Regions from separate parts of the Homo sapiens genome. Here region 1 is linked to region 2. Evidence: read pairs that join two places in POLR2A ChIA-PET (ENCODE). Cell type or tissue: GM12878. All regions are shown on one strand.

Evidence for each region. ChIA-PET counts read pairs that join two places held together with the same protein. Peaks named below come from ENCODE experiments on the same cell type or tissue, not always from the same donor. Only the 100,000 strongest peaks of a DNase experiment are listed, where the experiment ranks them.
Region 1: POLR2A ChIA-PET joins it to region 2 with 8 read pairs; 2 of 35 experiments call an interaction of 5 or more read pairs at or near these places.

What each region holds. Positions count from the first base shown.
Region 1 is chr19:12,599,954-12,607,953 of GRCh38, reverse strand. The region is part of intron 2 of ZNF490 (zinc finger protein 490); the gene reads left to right. It also overlaps the pseudogene VN2R16P. Among named protein-coding and RNA genes, the nearest start is that of ZNF490, 6.9 kb to the left of the region's middle. In GM12878, no CTCF peak of the experiment used is centred here; a DNase peak (open chromatin) is centred at 3,983; H3K27ac peaks cover 401 bases.
Region 2 is chr19:12,919,056-12,927,055 of GRCh38, reverse strand. SYCE2 (synaptonemal complex central element protein 2) reads left to right here and starts at 7,763. Exons shown (of 6, transcript NM_001105578.2): 1 at 7,763-7,813. The coding sequence starts at 7,799. It overlaps FARSA (phenylalanyl-tRNA synthetase subunit alpha), which reads left to right. Exons shown (of 13, transcript NM_004461.3): 8 at 1,882-1,966; 9 at 2,053-2,152; 10 at 2,249-2,417; 11 at 2,530-2,607; 12 at 2,791-2,905; 13 at 4,170-4,577. The coding sequence ends at 4,308. It overlaps MIR5695 (microRNA 5695), which reads right to left and starts at 6,736; the gene lies at 6,652-6,736. RefSeq lists an enhancer at 7,944-8,000. In GM12878, no CTCF peak of the experiment used is centred here; a DNase peak (open chromatin) is centred at 7,705; H3K4me3 peaks cover 231 bases; H3K27ac peaks cover 167 bases.

The DNA.
Region 1 (8,000 bases), 320 kb after region 2:
TCAATGTGGCTTTTCTGGCCAGGAACTTGCCTGACATTTTCAATAAGCCAATCCTTAAGTTCAGCATGCTGGTATTTTTCAGTGTCTGGGTCACCGTCCTTCCTGTCTACCAAAACCCGAAATGGGGAAGCTATCAATCCTGGCCTCCACTGATTTGCTGCTGCTTCTCTGTCTGCAGATGCTATGCTGTTCTTGTTTGTTCCTTTTTTTTTTTTTTGAGACAGGGATCTTGCTGTGTTGCCCAGGCTGGTCTCAAGCTCCTGGCTTCAAGCAATTCTCCTGCCTCAACCTCCCAAAGTGCAGGGATTACAGGTGTGAGTCACTATGCCTGGCCTGAGTTTTCAGTTTTTGACAGTGCTCAGTATATGTGGTGGCACACATTTGGACTTTAATACTGAGAAGTTCCATTATTATTACTGTTATTATATTGTATTACTATTACTATTATGTTCTGTCACCCAGGCTGGAGTGCAGTGGCAAGATCACAGCTCACTGTAGACTCAACTTCACAGGCTCCCTAGTAGCTGGGACTAGTAGCTGGAACTAGGACTAGGTGTGCGCCACCACGCTTGGCTAATTTTAAAAAAATTCTTTTTTTAGCCAGGTGTGGTTGTGCACATCTGTAATCCCAGCTATTTGGGAGGCTGAGGCAGGAGAATTGCTTGAACCCAGAAGGTGGAGGTTGCAGTGAGCCGAGATCATGCCACTGCACTCTAGCCTGGGTGACAGAGTGAGACTCCACCTCAAAAAAAAAAAAAAATTTAAATTTTTTAAATTTTAGAGACAGGGTCCTGCTATGTTGCCCAGGCTGATCTTGAACTCCTGGACTCAAGTGATCCTCCCACATCAGCCTCCCAGTGTTGGGATGGTAGGCGTGAGCTACCACACCTGGCCAATTTCATTATTACTTATGAGCCATATGAGTTTAGACAAGACTTTGTGCTCTCCATACTTAACTTTTTTCATTTGCAAGATGGGAGGTATGATTGGGTGGGGCTAATCAAATGAAATACTAATGATTATGAAATCACATTAGTCACCACAGTGATGTGCAAACATAAATTATTGAAATATTGAATAAAAATGGGATTTTATTTGTTCTTTAGTAAAACACAAAGCTGTTCATTTTTTTTCTTTCCTAACATGTGCTGGAAATCTACCATATGGAAATGATACTTGTGAATGGTCATGGACTTTTAGGCCTTTGCTGATCATTAAAATAAAAATCTTCCAGTGATTCCTTTTATAAAAGGACATCAAAGCCTGGGCAACAGAGTGAAATCCTGTCTCTATAAAAATAAAAAAAATTGGCCAGGTGCAGTGGCTCACACCTGTAATCCTAGCACTTTGGGAGGCTGAGGTGGGTAAATCACTTGAGGTCAGGAGTTCAAGACCAGCCTGGCCAACATGGCGAAACCGCATCTCTACTAAAATACAAAAAATTAGCGGGGCATGGTGGTGCACACCTGTAGTCCCAGCTACTCAGCAGGCTGAGGCAGAAGAATTGCTTGAACTCAGGAGGCAGAGGTTGCAGTGAGCTGAGATCATGCCACTGCACTCTAGCCTGGGCAACAGATAGAGACCCTGTCTCAAAAAAAAAAAAAAAAAAAGAATTACCCAGGGTGGTGGCATGTGCCTGTAGTCCCATAGCAGAGATCCCTTGAGTCCAAGAGTTGGAGGCTACAATGACCTATGATTGTGCCACTGCACTCCAGCTTGGGCAATAGAGTGAGTCTCTGTCTCTAAAATGAAAAAAAAAAAAAATCCTATTTTAGGCCAGGCGCGGTGGCTCATGCCTGTAATCCCTGCACTTTGGGAGGCCGAGGTGGGTGGATCACCTGAGGTCGGGAGTTTGAGACCAGCCTGACCAACATGGAGAAACCCTGTTTCTACTAAAAATACAAAATTAGCGGGACGTGGTGGCACATGCCTGTAATCCCAGCTACTTGGGAGGCTGAGGCAGGATAATTGCTTGAACCCGGGAGGTGGAGGTTGCGGTGAGCCAAGATCATTGCACGCCAGCCTGGGCAACAAGAGCAAAACTCTGTCTCAAAAAAAAAAATTAAATTAAAAAAAAATCCTATTCGAGGGTCTCAAATACACTTTTCTTAAAGGGATAGGAAAACCATTAACAAAATATTTAACAGAATACTTCACTTCTGGTCCACCAATAACCACTTCTCAAGCAGACACCAGCTGGGTGTGCTATATAATTCAATTTAATTGTGACAGTATCTACCTGGAGACGGAGTCCAATACCAAAAGCTAACGGCTCACAAGAATGCCCCTCACTGCAAATGTCAGTTGTAAGTCCCAGGATGTGACCTATGCTTCTGACCAACAAGCTGTAAATCAGGGTTTTCATGACCCACTCTTTGGGTTTGATTAATTTGCTGTAGCAGCCTACAGAACTCACAGAAACACTTTACTTACATTCACCCATTTATTACAAAGTGTTTTTTTTTTTTTTAATAGAGCAGGGTTTCACTCTGTCTCCCAGGCTGGAGTGCAGTGGCAGGATCATAGCTCATTGCAGCCTTCAACTCTTGGGATCAAGCGATCCTCCCTCATCAGCCCCGCAAGTAGCTAGGAATATAGGCATGTGCCACCACACTCAACTAATTATTTATTTTTTGTAAAGTTAGGGTCTCGCTCTGTTGTCCAGGCTAGTCTCAACCTCCAGGTCTCAAGAGATCCTCCCACCTCGCTCCTCTCAAAGCACTGAGATTATAGGAGTGAGTCACTGTGCCTAGTCTTACAAAGGATATTTTATTATTTATTTATTTGTTTACTCTTTATTTTGAGACAGGGTCTCACTCTGTTGCCAGGCTGGAGTGTAGCAGCACGATCTTGGCTCACTGCAACCTCCATCTCCAGGGTTCAAATGATTCTCGTGTTTCAGCCTCCCGAGTAGCTGGAATGACAGGCATCCTCCACCACGCCCAGCTATTTTTGTATTTTTAGTAGAGAAGGGGTTTCACCATGTTGGCCAGGCTGGTCTCGAACTCCTGACCTCAAGTGATCCATCTGCCTTGGCCTCCCAAAGTGCTGGCATTACAGGTGTGAACCACTGCACCCAGCCTACAAAGGATATTTTATTTTATTTATTATTATTATTATTTTTTTTTTGAGACGGAGTTTTGCTCTTGTCGCCCAGGCTGGAGTGCAATGGCGCGATCTCAGCTCACTGCAACCTCTGCCTCCCAGGTTCAAGCAATTCTCCTGCCTCAGCTTCCCAAGTAGCTGGGATTACAGGCGCCCACCACCACGCCTGGCTAATTTTTTTTTTTTTGAGATAGAGTCTCACTCTTTTGCCCAGGCTGGAGTGCAGTGGCACAATCTTGGCTCACTGCAGCCTCTGCCTACCAGGGTCAAGTGATTCTCCTACCTCAGTCTCTCAAGTAGCTGGATTACAGGCCCATGCCACCATGCCCAGCTAATTTTTTTTCTGTGTGTCTATGTTTTTAGTAGAGGCAGGGTTTCACCATGCTGGCCAGGCTGGTCTCGAACTCCTGACCTCATGATCCGCCCACCTTGTCCTCCCAAAGTGCTGGGATTATAGGTGTGAGCCACTGCACCTGGCCTAATTTTTGTATTTTAAGTAGAGATGGGGTTTCATCATGTTGGTCAAGCTGGTCTTGAACTCCTGACCTCAAGTGATCCACCTGCCTCAGCCTCCCAAAGTGCTGGGATTACAGGCGTGAGCCACCACACCTGGCCCTACAAAGGATATTTTAAATGATACGAATGAACAGCCAGATGAAGAGATACCTCCAGGCATATGGTTATGTTCTTATTTACCAACCAGAAGGCTCTCTGAGCCGTGTTTTTGGGTTTTTATGGTGGCTTTATTATGGTGACATGATTAATCACATCATTCACTATGGGTGATCAACTCAACCTTCAGTTTTCTCTTCCCTCCCTGGAGGTGGGGACAGAGCTGAAAGTTTCAAAGCTCCAGTCACATGGTTGGTTCCCTGGCAACTAGCCTCACATCCTGTGGTTTGTAGGAGCTTTCCAAAAATCACCCCATTAACATAAACTTAGCTGTGGTGGAAAGGGGATGGTTATGAATAACTAAAGACATTTCTTCCACCTGTCACTCTGGAACTCTTCTAGAGCTATTTTAAGAACTGAATACAAAAGGCCATTTTTTTTTTTTTTTGAGATAGGGTCTCCTTCACTCTGTCACCCAGTGACAGTGGCACAATCTTGGCTCAATGCAGCCTCCACCCCCGGGTTCAAGCAATGATCCCACCACAGCCTCCTGAGTAGCTGGGACTACAGGTGCACGCCACCACATCTGGCTATTTTTTTCTATTTTTAGTAGAGATGGGTTTTCGCCATGTTGCCCAGACTGGTCTCAAACACCTGAGCTCAAGCATCCACCTACCTTGGCCTCCCAAAGTACTGGGATTACAGATGTGAGCCCCAGCGCCCAGCCTTTTTTTTGTTGTTTGTTTTTTGAGACAGAGTCTTACTCTGTCACCTAGGCTGGAGTGCAGTGGTGTCATCACAGCTCACTGCAGCCTTGACTTCCCTGAGCTCAGGTGACCCTCCCACCTCAACCTCTCAAGTAGCTGAGACTATAGGCACACACCCCTATGCCTGGCCAATTTTTGTATTTTTTGTAGAGATAGGATCTCACTGTGTTGCCCAGGCTGGTCTTGAACTCCTGGGCTCAAGCATCCTGCCTGCCTCAGCCTCCCAACATGGTGGGATTACAGGCAGCCCAAATATTTTAACAAAAGATACTCCAATTGCTCTAGTCGCTTAGGAAATTACAAGGTTTTTAGCAACTGTGAGCCAGGAACCCTGGACAAAACCCAAATTATATATTTCACAATATCACAACTTTCTTTTCCACCAAACTGGGGGGTGGTACTCAAAATGATACCCTCTCTCTGCAGTTTGATTCAATTATAACTTGGATATTCTCTAAGAATCCATAGTTCTTGTCTGTGTGTCAACTGGGAAATCACTGTGGATTTGAATAAGTACTCTGCACATAAGAAAAACCCATGATGGGGCCAGGTGTGGTGGCTCACACCTGTAATCCCAGCACTCTGGGAGGCTGAGGCAGGTGGATTGCATGAGCCCAGGAGTTTGAGACCAGCCTGGCCAACATGGCGAAACCTTGTTTCTACTAAAAATACAAAAAACTAGCCCGGCGTGGTGGTGCGCACCTGTAGGCCCAGCTTCTCGGGAGGCTGAGGTGAGAGAATCATCTGAGCCTGGGAGGTCAAGGCTGCAGTAAGCCGAGATCACACCACTGTACTCTAGCCTGCATAACCATAGTGAAACCTTGTCTCGACAAAAAAAAAAAAAAAGAAATATACATGATGGGCTGCACTGTGTAGATGACCATTACCCTCTAGGAAGACCTCAGTGGTTTTCTTTTTTTGAGACAGAGTCTTGCTCTATTGCCCAGGTTGGAGTCCAGTGGCATCATCTCGGCTCGCTGCAACCTTTGTCTCCTGGGTTTAAGTGATTCTCCTGCCTCAGCTTCCTACATAGTTGGGACTACAGGTGCCTGCCACCATGCCCAACTAATTATTTTTATTTTTTTGGTAGAGATGGGGTTTCACCCTGTTGGCCAGGCTGGTCTCAAGTTCCTGACCTCAGGTAATCCTCCTGCCTCGGCCTCCCGCAGTGCTGGGATTACAGGCGGGAGCTACCGCGCCAGCCAAAGGTTTTCTGATATACAATTTAATTTATGTCACCCAGTCTCCAGTAGCAGCAAAATTTTCATATCAAATACATGAGGCAATTCAGACATAGAGATCAATGGCATGAAATTGAAATTCCAGAAATAGGCCCATATATGTGTGTGTGTGTGTGTGTGTGTGTGTGTGTGTGTGTGTGTGTGTGTGTATATAGTGAACTGAGTTTCAAAAACGGTGCCAGGAATCGGGAAATAATATTATTTTCTTTTTTTACTTTTTTCTTTTTTTTTTGTTGAGTCAGAGTCTTGCTCTCTCGCCCAGGCTGGAGTGCAGTGGTGCGATCTCGGCTCACTGCAAGCTCCGCCTCCCGGGTTCACGCCATTCTCCTGCCTCAGCCTCCTGAGTAGCTGGGACTACAGGAGCCTGCCACCAAGCCCGGCTAATTTTTTTTGTATTTTTAGTAGAGACAGGGTTTCACCATGTTAGCCAGGATGGTCTCGATCTCCTGACCTCGTGATCCGCCCGCCTTGGCCTCCCAAAGTGCTGGGATTACAGGCCTATGCCACCGCACCTGGCCTAGAATATTATTTTCATAAATTGGTGTTGTGACAGTTGGATAGACATACAAAAAATAATAAAATTGGGCCGAGCACAGTGGCATGATCATCTGAGTCCTGGAGTTCAAGACCAGCCTGGGCAATATAGTGCAACCTCATATCTTATAAAAAAAAATTAGCCAGGTTTGTGGCATACACCTGTAGTCCCAGCTGCTTGATGGCTGAGGGAGGAGGATTGCTGGAGCCTGGGAGTTTTGGCTGCAGTGAGCTATGATTGTACCACTCTAGTCTAGCCTGGGTGACAGAGTGAGACCCCAATTCTTTGTTTTTGTTTTTTTTTTTTCAGACGGAGTCTTGCTCTGTCACCCAGGCTAGAGTGCAATGGCGCAATATCGGCTCATTGCAACCTTCGCCTCCCGGGTTCACACCATTCTCCTGCCTCAGCCTCCCGAGTAGCTGGGACTACAGGTGCCCGCCACCACGCCTGGCTAATTTTTTGTATTTTTAGTAGAGACGGAGTTTCACCGTGTTAGCCAGGATGGTCTCGATCTCCTGACCTCGTGATCTACCCGCCTTGGCCTCCGAAAGTGCTGGGATTACAGGCGTAAGCCAACGCACCTGGCCTTTTTTTTTTCTTTTTTTTTTGAGACAGGGTCTTACCCTGTCTCCCTGACTGGAAAGCTGTGAGCCTCAGCTCACTGCAGTCTCTGCCTTCCAGGCTCAAAGGATCCTCCCACCTCAGCCTCCCAAGTAGCTGGGGCTACAGGCGTGCACCACCACACCTGGCTAATTTTTGTATTTTTTGGAGAGACAGGTTGTGTCATGTTGGCCAGGCTGGTCTGGAACTCCTGGGCTTAAGTGATCCACCCACCTTGGCTTCCCAAAGTGCTAGGACAAGAGTCCTGAACATTTTTTCTCTATTCTGATGTCACAATCTCCAAAGTTATCTAAAACTTGCATTCAAGAGCACCTGTTAGAGCTTTATAGCTGATTATAAAACCACCTTCTAAAGAGGACCAAGACAAGACAACAATTATTTATGGATGACAAAGTTTTAGGGTAGCCATAGCTAAAGACACAATTGACAAGGAAATCTGTTACTCTGTGGCACACAATAATTTAACATAATAATTATAATTATTACTGATAACATACACTGATATATCAGAATTACAAGAGTTTTCCATCATTTTGGAACACATACCAATAACATATATATACAGATATAGTCCAAAGAAAGCCATACTCCATTTTATATTTGACTTTGCTTCCTCTATGATTTTTGTACCAAATAAGCCAAATTTCACATTTACATTAGTATACTATTACTGTTAAACCCAATTCTTTTCTTTTCTTTTTTTTTTTGAGACAGAGTCTCGCTCTTTCGCTCAGGCTGGAGTGCAGTGGCACATCTCGGCTCACTGCAACTTCCACCTCCTGGGTTCACACCATTCTCCTGCCTCAGCCTCCCGAGTAGCTGGGACTACAGGTGCCCGCCACCATGCCTGGCTAATTTTTTGTGTTTTTTTTTTAGTAGAGACGGGGTTTCACCATGTTAGCCAGGATGGTCTCGATCTCCTAACCTCGTGATCTGCCCGCCTCGGCCTCCCAAAGTGCTGGGATTACAGGCGTGAGCCACGGCGCCTGGCCTAAACCCAATTCTTAATAAAACCTTATAGACATATTTACCCAATTTTATAGACATATTTACGCCAATGTTTGGCAATTTTTATAGATTTTTTATTACCCTTTACAATTTTTGTTAAAGAGCAGGTTA
Region 2 (8,000 bases):
GACTTCCCACAATGGGGTGGCCTTCCTGACCAAGAGGGCAGTTGAGGTCATTGGGTGCCGGCTTACCTGGCCAGAGGAGCAACATCATTCTTGTCATTATTGTCATAGCACCCAAAACTTACTAAGCACTCATCACATACTAGCCACTATTCTAATCTTCCTGCCAACTACTGGAAGCAGTACTGTTACCCCTTTTTACAAAGAAGGAAACTTGGCCAGCCTCAGTGGGTATAATCCCACTGTTTGGGAGGGCAAGGGAGGAGGATCGCTTGAGCCCAGGAGTTTGAGAACAGCCTAAGCAACATAGAAAGACCCATCTGTACAAATAAAATTAGCTGGGCATAGTAGTGCACGCCTGTAGTTGCAGCTACTCGGGAGGCTGAGGTGAAGGATTGCTTGAGCCTGGGAGTTTGAGGCTGCAGTGAGCTATGATTGCATCACTGCACTGCAGGCCAAGCAACAGAGCAAGACTTTGTCTCTTTAGGCCGGGCGCGGTGGCTCACGCCTGTAATCCCAGCACTTTGGGAGGCTGAGACGGGCGGATCGCGAGGTCAGGAGATCAAGACCATCCTGGATAACACAGTGAAACCCCGTCTCTACCAAAAATACAAAAACAATTAGCCAGGCATAGTGGCGGGCGCCTGTAGTCCCAGCTACTCGGGAGGCTGAGGCAGGAGAATGGTGTGAACCCTGGAGGCGGAGCTGGCAGTTAGCCGAGATCATGCCACTGCACTCCAGCCTGGGTGACTGAGCGAGACTCCGTCTAAAAAAAAAAAAAATTTTGTCCCTTTAAAAAAAAAAAATAGGCCGGGCGCGGTGGCTCACGCCTGTAATTCCAGCACTTTGGGAGGCCACGGTGGGTGGATCGAGACCATCCTGGCCAACATGGTGAAATCCCATCTCTACTAAAAATACAAAAATTAGCTGGGCATGGTGGCGTGTGCCTGTAGTCCCATCTATTCAGGAGGCTGAGGCAGGAGAATCACTCGAACCTGGGAGGCAGAGGTTGCAGTGAGCCGAGATCGCGCCACTGCACTCCAGCCTGGGCGACAGAGCGAGACTCCGTCTCAAAAAAAAAGAAAAAATAAAAAGGTCGGGCGCGGTGGCATGATCCCAGCACTTTGGGAGGCCCAGGCAGGCGGATCACTTGAAGTCAGGAGTTCGAGACCAGCCTGGCCAACATGGTGAAACCCCACGTCTACCAAATATAAAAAATTAGCTGTGTGTGGTGGTGCACTTCTGTAATCCCAGCTACTTGGGAGGCTGAGGCAGGAGAATTGCTTGAACCTGGGAGGAGGAGGTTGCAGTGAGCCAAGATCATGCCACTGCACTCCAGCCTGGGCAACAGAGCAAGACTCCATCTCAAAATACATACATACATACGTACATACATAAATAAAGCCCAGGTGCAGTGGCTCATGCCTGTAATCCCAACACTGGGAGGCCGAGGTGGGTGGATCACCTGAGATCAGGAGTTCGAGACCACCCTGACCAACATGGCGAAACCCCATCTCTACTAAAAATACAAAAATTTCCCGGGTGTGGTGGCAGGCACCTGTAATCCCAGCTACTTGGGAGGCTGAATCAGGAGAATTGCTTGAACTTGGGAGGTGGAGGTTGCAGTGAGCCAAGATTGAGCCATTGTACTTCAGCTGGGCCAACTGAACAAGACTCTGTCTCAAAAAAAAAGAACCCAAAAAAGCCACACACAAATGAGAAAACTGAGGCACGAGAATCACTTGAACCTGGGAGGCAGAGGTTGCAGTAAGCCCAGATTGCACCACCGCACTCCAGCCTGGACAACAGTGAGACCCTGTCTGAAAAAAAAAAAGGGGTGGGAAATGCTCGTTGACTGACCTGATGTTGCTCTGTCCTGCCCAGATCCAGCGGAGGCCCTGCAGCTCCCAATGGACTATGTCCAGCGGGTCAAGCGGACCCACTCTCAGGGCGGCTACGGCTCACAGGGGTGAGGCAGGACTTACCTGGTATGGAAGGGAAGGAGGCTGGGGACCCCTGGGCCATTGCATGGACTTCCCACCTTCCCTCCTGAAGGTACAAGTATAACTGGAAGCTGGACGAGGCCCGGAAAAACCTACTGCGAACCCACACCACATCAGCCAGCGCCCGTGCGCTCTACCGCCTTGCCCAGAAGGTGCGGTTGGCCCAGGCGGGGGCCCCAGTGGGGAGAGGGTGCTGTCAAAGGGACCTTCTGACCCATACCTGGGCCTGGCTCGGTTGTCACCCCTAGAAGCCCTTCACTCCGGTCAAGTACTTCTCCATCGACCGCGTATTCCGGAATGAGACCCTGGACGCCACGCACCTGGCTGAGTTCCACCAGATCGAGGGCGTGGTGGCGGATCATGGTCTCACCTTGGGCCACCTCATGGGCGTTCTGCGGGAGTTCTTCACCAAGCTGGGTGAGCAGGGGGGCAGGGGTGGGCCATGGTGGTGAGGCAGCGGGCAGGTGTGTTGATCACCAGCATTATCCTCCAAACCCCTGCTCTCCTGCCCGCCCCCCACTTCCTGCAGGTATCACGCAACTCCGCTTCAAGCCAGCCTACAACCCATACACAGAGCCCAGCATGGAGGTGTTCAGCTACCACCAAGGTCAGGGTAGGCCCTGGTACTGGGGTGGGAGGGAGGTCTCAGGCTACTATGGTTTGGCCTGGGTCCCCCCATTGCCATGCCTGTACCCCACCTCCCAAGCTCACCACCTAGACCCAGAACCTGTACCAGCAGTGCCCAGAAACTCAACACGCACTGCCCGTCTTTTCTGTCCTGCCTCTGCAGGCCTGAAGAAGTGGGTGGAGGTCGGAAACTCGGGGGTCTTCCGTCCAGAGATGCTGCTGCCCATGGGGCTTCCCGAGAACGTGTCGGTCATTGCCTGGGGCCTCTCCCTGGAGCGGTAAGTGCCCAAGTGGAAACTCGGGGTGTCCAGCTGCCTCAAATAACTCTCCAGGTATAGGGGCCTGCGTGGTTTCAGCACCACCCATTCATTCATCCAATGGACAAAACTTTCATCGTGAGTACAAACTGAATGCTCAGCCCCGTGCTGTGAACATGACAGCTTATGTCCCTCCCTCTGAATCTGGGGTCCCAGTGGAGCGAGAAGGATGATAACTAGCAAGACCAACAAGTACATCAGGCCAGGCGTGGTAGCTCATGCCTGTCATCCCAGTGCTGTGGGAGGCCAAGGCAGGAGGATCGCCTGAGCCAGGAGTTTGAGATCAGCCTGGGCAATAGAGCAAGTCTCCGCCTCTACAAAGAATAAAAACAGGCCAGGCGTGGTGGCACATGCCTGTAATCCAAGCACTGTGGGTGGCTGAAGCAGGTGCATCACCTGAGGACAGGAGTTCGAGGCCAGCCTGGCCAACATGGCGAAACCTCATCTCTACTAAAAATATAAAAATTAGCCTGGCGTGGTAGCAGGTGCCTGTAATCCCAGCTACTTAGGAGGCTGAGGCAGGAGAATCGTTTGAACCCAGGAGGCAGAGGTTGCAGTGAGCCAAGATCATGCCACTGCACTCTATTCTAGTCTAGACAACAGAGTGTGACTCTGTCTCCCGTCTCTACTAAAACTACAAAAATTAGCCAGGCACTGTTGCGTGCGTCTGTAGTCCTAGTCCTAGGTACTCAGGAGGCTGAGGTATGAGAATCACTTGAACCTGGGAGGCGGAGGTTGCAGTGAGCTGAGATTACGCCACTGCACTCCACCCTAGGTTACAGAGTGAGACTCTGTTTCAAAAAAACAAATGCACTCAGCAAAAGAAGACAGAAGTGTGTACCAGGGCAGTAAGTGGTATAGGGAGGGCTAAGGCAACTACGTGGTCAGTGAAGGCATCATGGAGGAAGAAGTGCCACCTAAGCAAAATCTAGAGGTAGATAAAGAGGTAAACCATGAGAGTATCTGGGGAAGGGTGTCCCAGGTAGTGGTCACAGTCAGTTCAAAGGCCCAGAGGTGGGAATGTGCTTTTTGTATTAGGAGAAGAGTGAGGAGGCTGGTGTGGCTGAAGGCGGAGGGTGAGAGGTGATAGAGCAGTTGGCGCAGGGCCCTGTGGGTCATGGGGAGAACTTGAACTTTTCCTCTGAAGAAGATGGGAGCCATGGAAATCTGAGCAGAAGGGTGCACGTGCTGACCTCATGATAAACTCTGTTCCCTCCCCCACAAGCCCAACGATGATCAAATATGGCATCAACAATATCCGGGAGCTGGTGGGCCACAAGGTGAACCTGCAGATGGTGTATGACAGTCCCCTGTGCCGCCTGGATGCCGAGCCGAGGCCCCCTCCCACACAGGAGGCTGCGTGACATGGGCCACTCTAGGACAGGTCATCCTCCCCGAGTCCCTGCTGCTGCGCTCCTTTGCATCCCTGGCCAGTGACCTTGTATTTATGAGGCCTCTGTGAGGCCAGCCCCCACCTTCCTCTTTCCCACCTGTCCCAGGACCAGAATCCCAGGGACAGAGGACTGGGTAGCAGGTTCCTTCTGTTGTCCTGTGTGGTGTGTCTACTGTGAGGGTGGGCCCTGAGGAGACCTGTGGGCCACCTATTGTCTAATAAAGTGGGCAGTTGCCCCCATCTGGTGGCTTTCCTTAGGGGTGAGGGGTCTTGTTGGGTCCCCCTAGCTCAGTGTGCCACTTGATGGTCAAAATTCTGGGTACTGGGCTGGGCGAGGTGGCCCGCGTCTGTAATCGCAGCACTTTGGGAGGCTGAGGCGGGCGGGTCACGAGGCCAGGCGATCGAGACCATCCTGGCTAACAGGGTGAAACCCCGTCTCTACTAAAAATACAAAAAAAAAAAAAAAAAGTATGGGTACTGAGCCAGGCACAGTGGCTCACTTCTGTAATCCCAGAACTTTTGGGAGGCCAAGGTGGGTGGGTCACTTGAGGTCAGGAATTCAGGAGCAGCCTGGCCAACGTGGTGAAACCCCATCTCTACTAAAAATAAAAAAATTAGGGCTGGGTGCGGTGGCTCATGCCTGTAATCCCAGCACTTTGGGAGGCTGAGGCGTGTGGATCATGAGGTCAAGAGATTGAGACCATCCTGGCCAACATGGTGAAACCCTGTCTACTAAAAATACAAAAAATTAGCCGGGCGTGGTGGCGGGTGCCTGTAGTCCCAGCTACTCAGGAGGCTGAGGCAGGAGAATGGTGTGAACCTGGGAGGCGGAGCTTGCAGTGAGCGGAGATCGCACCACTGCACTCCAGCCTGGGCAATAGAGCAAGACTCCGTCTCAAAAAAAAAAAAAAAAAAATTAGGCTGGGCGTGGTGGCTCACGCCTGTAATTCCAACACTTTGGGAAGCTGAGGCAGGCAGATCACTTGAGGTCAGGAGTTCGAGAGCAGCCTGGCCAACGTGGTGAAAACCCGTCTCTACTAAAAATACAAAAAAAAAGCTGGGCGTGGTGGTGAGCACCTGTAGTCCCAGCTACCCGGGAGGCTGAGGCACGAGAATCGTTTGAACCAGGAGGTGGAGGTTGCAGTGAGCCAAGATTGTGCCACTGCACTACAGCCTGGGTGACAGAAGAAGACTCTGTTCCAAAAAAAAAAACAAAAAACAAAAATTAGCAGGCATGATGGCAGGCACCTGTAGTCCCAGCTATCTGGGAGGCTGAGGTGGGAGAATCACTTGAACCCAGGAGGTGGAGGTTGTAGGGAGCTGAGATCACACCACTGCACTCCAGTCTGGGCCACAGAGTGAGACCTGTCCCCCAAAAACAGAAAACAAAAATTAGCTCAGCATAGTGGCTCATGCCTGTAATCCCAGGTACTCCAGAGACTGAGGTTGATCACTTGAGCCTGGGAGGTCGAGGCTGCAATGAGCCGTGATTACACCACTGCACTCCAGCCTGGGCAACAGAGTGAGACCCTGTCGTTAAATACATATTTATGTGTCTAAATAAACACAAGTACCCTGGAATCTTGCCATTTCCATCAAATCTGAACTTTGGCTGTGTAGGGGTGAAGAGAAAGCTTCCTTATTGCCCTCTGAAGTTTCACTAAAAATTACTGAGAAAAGGCAGATTAATAAGAGAAAAGGAATACGAATGTATTTGATCATAGTGTTACCTGACAAGCCTTCAGAATGAAGATCCAGAGATACAGGGGAAACTGTGTTTTTGTTTTGTTTTGTTTTGAGACGGAGTCTGGCTCTGTTCCCTGGGCTGGAGTGTAGGGGCGATCTTGGCTCACAGCAGCCTCAGCTTCCCAAGCAGCTGGGATTACAGGTGCCCGCCACCATGCCTGATTAATGAAAAGTGTCTTATGCTTAGGTTCAGCAAAGTTTGAACACCCAGGTAGAAATTTGATTGGACAAAAAGGGTTTGTCGTGGTTCATACTTGTAATCCTGACACTTTGGGAGGCTGAGGCGGGTGGATCACTTGAGGCCAGGAGTTTGAGACCAGCCTGAGCAACATGGAAAAACCCCATCTCTACTAAAAATACAAAAATTAGCTGGGCATGGTGCATCTGTAATCCCAGCTACTTGGTTGGCTGAGAATCGCTTGAACCTGGGAGGCCAAGGTTGCAGCGAGTTGAGATCTTGCCACTGCACTCCAGTGTTGCCTGGACAACAGAGCAAGACAAAAAAAAAAAAAAAAAAAAAAAGCCGGGGGGGTCGTCTAATACTAATAGGCTGAGTGGGGAAACCCAGCAAGGCCTATCTGTCTAGATTCTTCTTGGAGTCTCAGGAATGCATGCTCAGAGAGGCCAAGAAGAATCTAGATAGATAGGCCTTGTGTGGGGCAGAAACTTCTTTGAAACGGGGGTCTTATGACCTACAGTCAATAGGGTAGATCAGATAATTTCTTCTTTTTTTGAGACAGCACTTTGGGAGACCAAGACGGGAGGACGGCTTGAGCCCAGGAGTTGGGGATCAGCCTGGGCTCAGCACAGTGAGATCTCATTTCTACAGGAAAAAAAAATATAATTATGTGTGTGTGTGTGTGTGTGTGTGTGTGTATATATACATACAATCTTTTTTTTTTTTTTGAGACGGAGCTTTACTCTGTCACCCCGGCTGGAGTGCAGTGGCATGATCTCAGCTCACTGCAACCTCTGCGTCCTGGGTTTAAGCAATTCTCCTGCCCCAGCCTCCCGAGTAGCTGGGACTATAGGCGCCCGCCACCACGCCCGGCTATTTTTTGTATTTTTAGTAGAGACAGTTTCACCATGTTGGCTAGGCTGGTCTCGAACTCATGACCTCAGGTGATCCACCCGCCTCGGCCTCCCAAAGTGCTGGGATTACAGGCGTGAGCCACCGCGCCCGGCCAGAAAAATATTTTTAAATTAGAAGGGCCTGGTGAATGACACTGCTACTCAGGAGGCCGAGGCAGGAGGATCGCTTGAACCTGGGAGGTCGAGGCTACAGTGAGCTGTGATCGCACCACTGCACTCCAGCCTGGGCGACAGACCAAGATCTTGTCTCAAAAAAAAAAAAAAATTGTTATGGAGTATATTTTCCAAGGCAGAGTGGATGAAGTTAGAAGCACCGAATAAATACAGGACTCTGAGATCCGTATAACCTGGGCGCCCCGTGGAACCCAGGAGCCTCACAGGGGCACACAAGCGCACCCAGAGCGCGCCGTCCTGCTCCCAAGGGGCGCCGACTGCGCGCGCAGCCCGCGGACCGCGAAACTGCTGCTTAACGGTCGGCCCCGCCCAGTTGGCCGCGCAAGTTCTCAAAGAGGGCGGGGCCGGGAGCACGCGTCACAACACACTCGTCCGCGGGAGCGCAGCTGGCCAGGGGCGGGGTCGGCGCATGCGCAGAGGGTGCGAGCTTGAAGGCGGGAAAATACGGAATGGAGCGACAGGGAGTACGCGGCGCTTGTTTCCTTCTCGCGCGTGGGGCGGGCGGACAGATAGGCAGGGAACGGCTGCGATCCCAGCCATCTCCAGCGGACCCGAGCCCGGCCGCTTGTCCTTTGCCATTGGGGCTCCCTCTCATCAGGCCTGGCCTCAAATTTCCTGACTGACTGAACCCGGCCCTGACTGACGCACTGA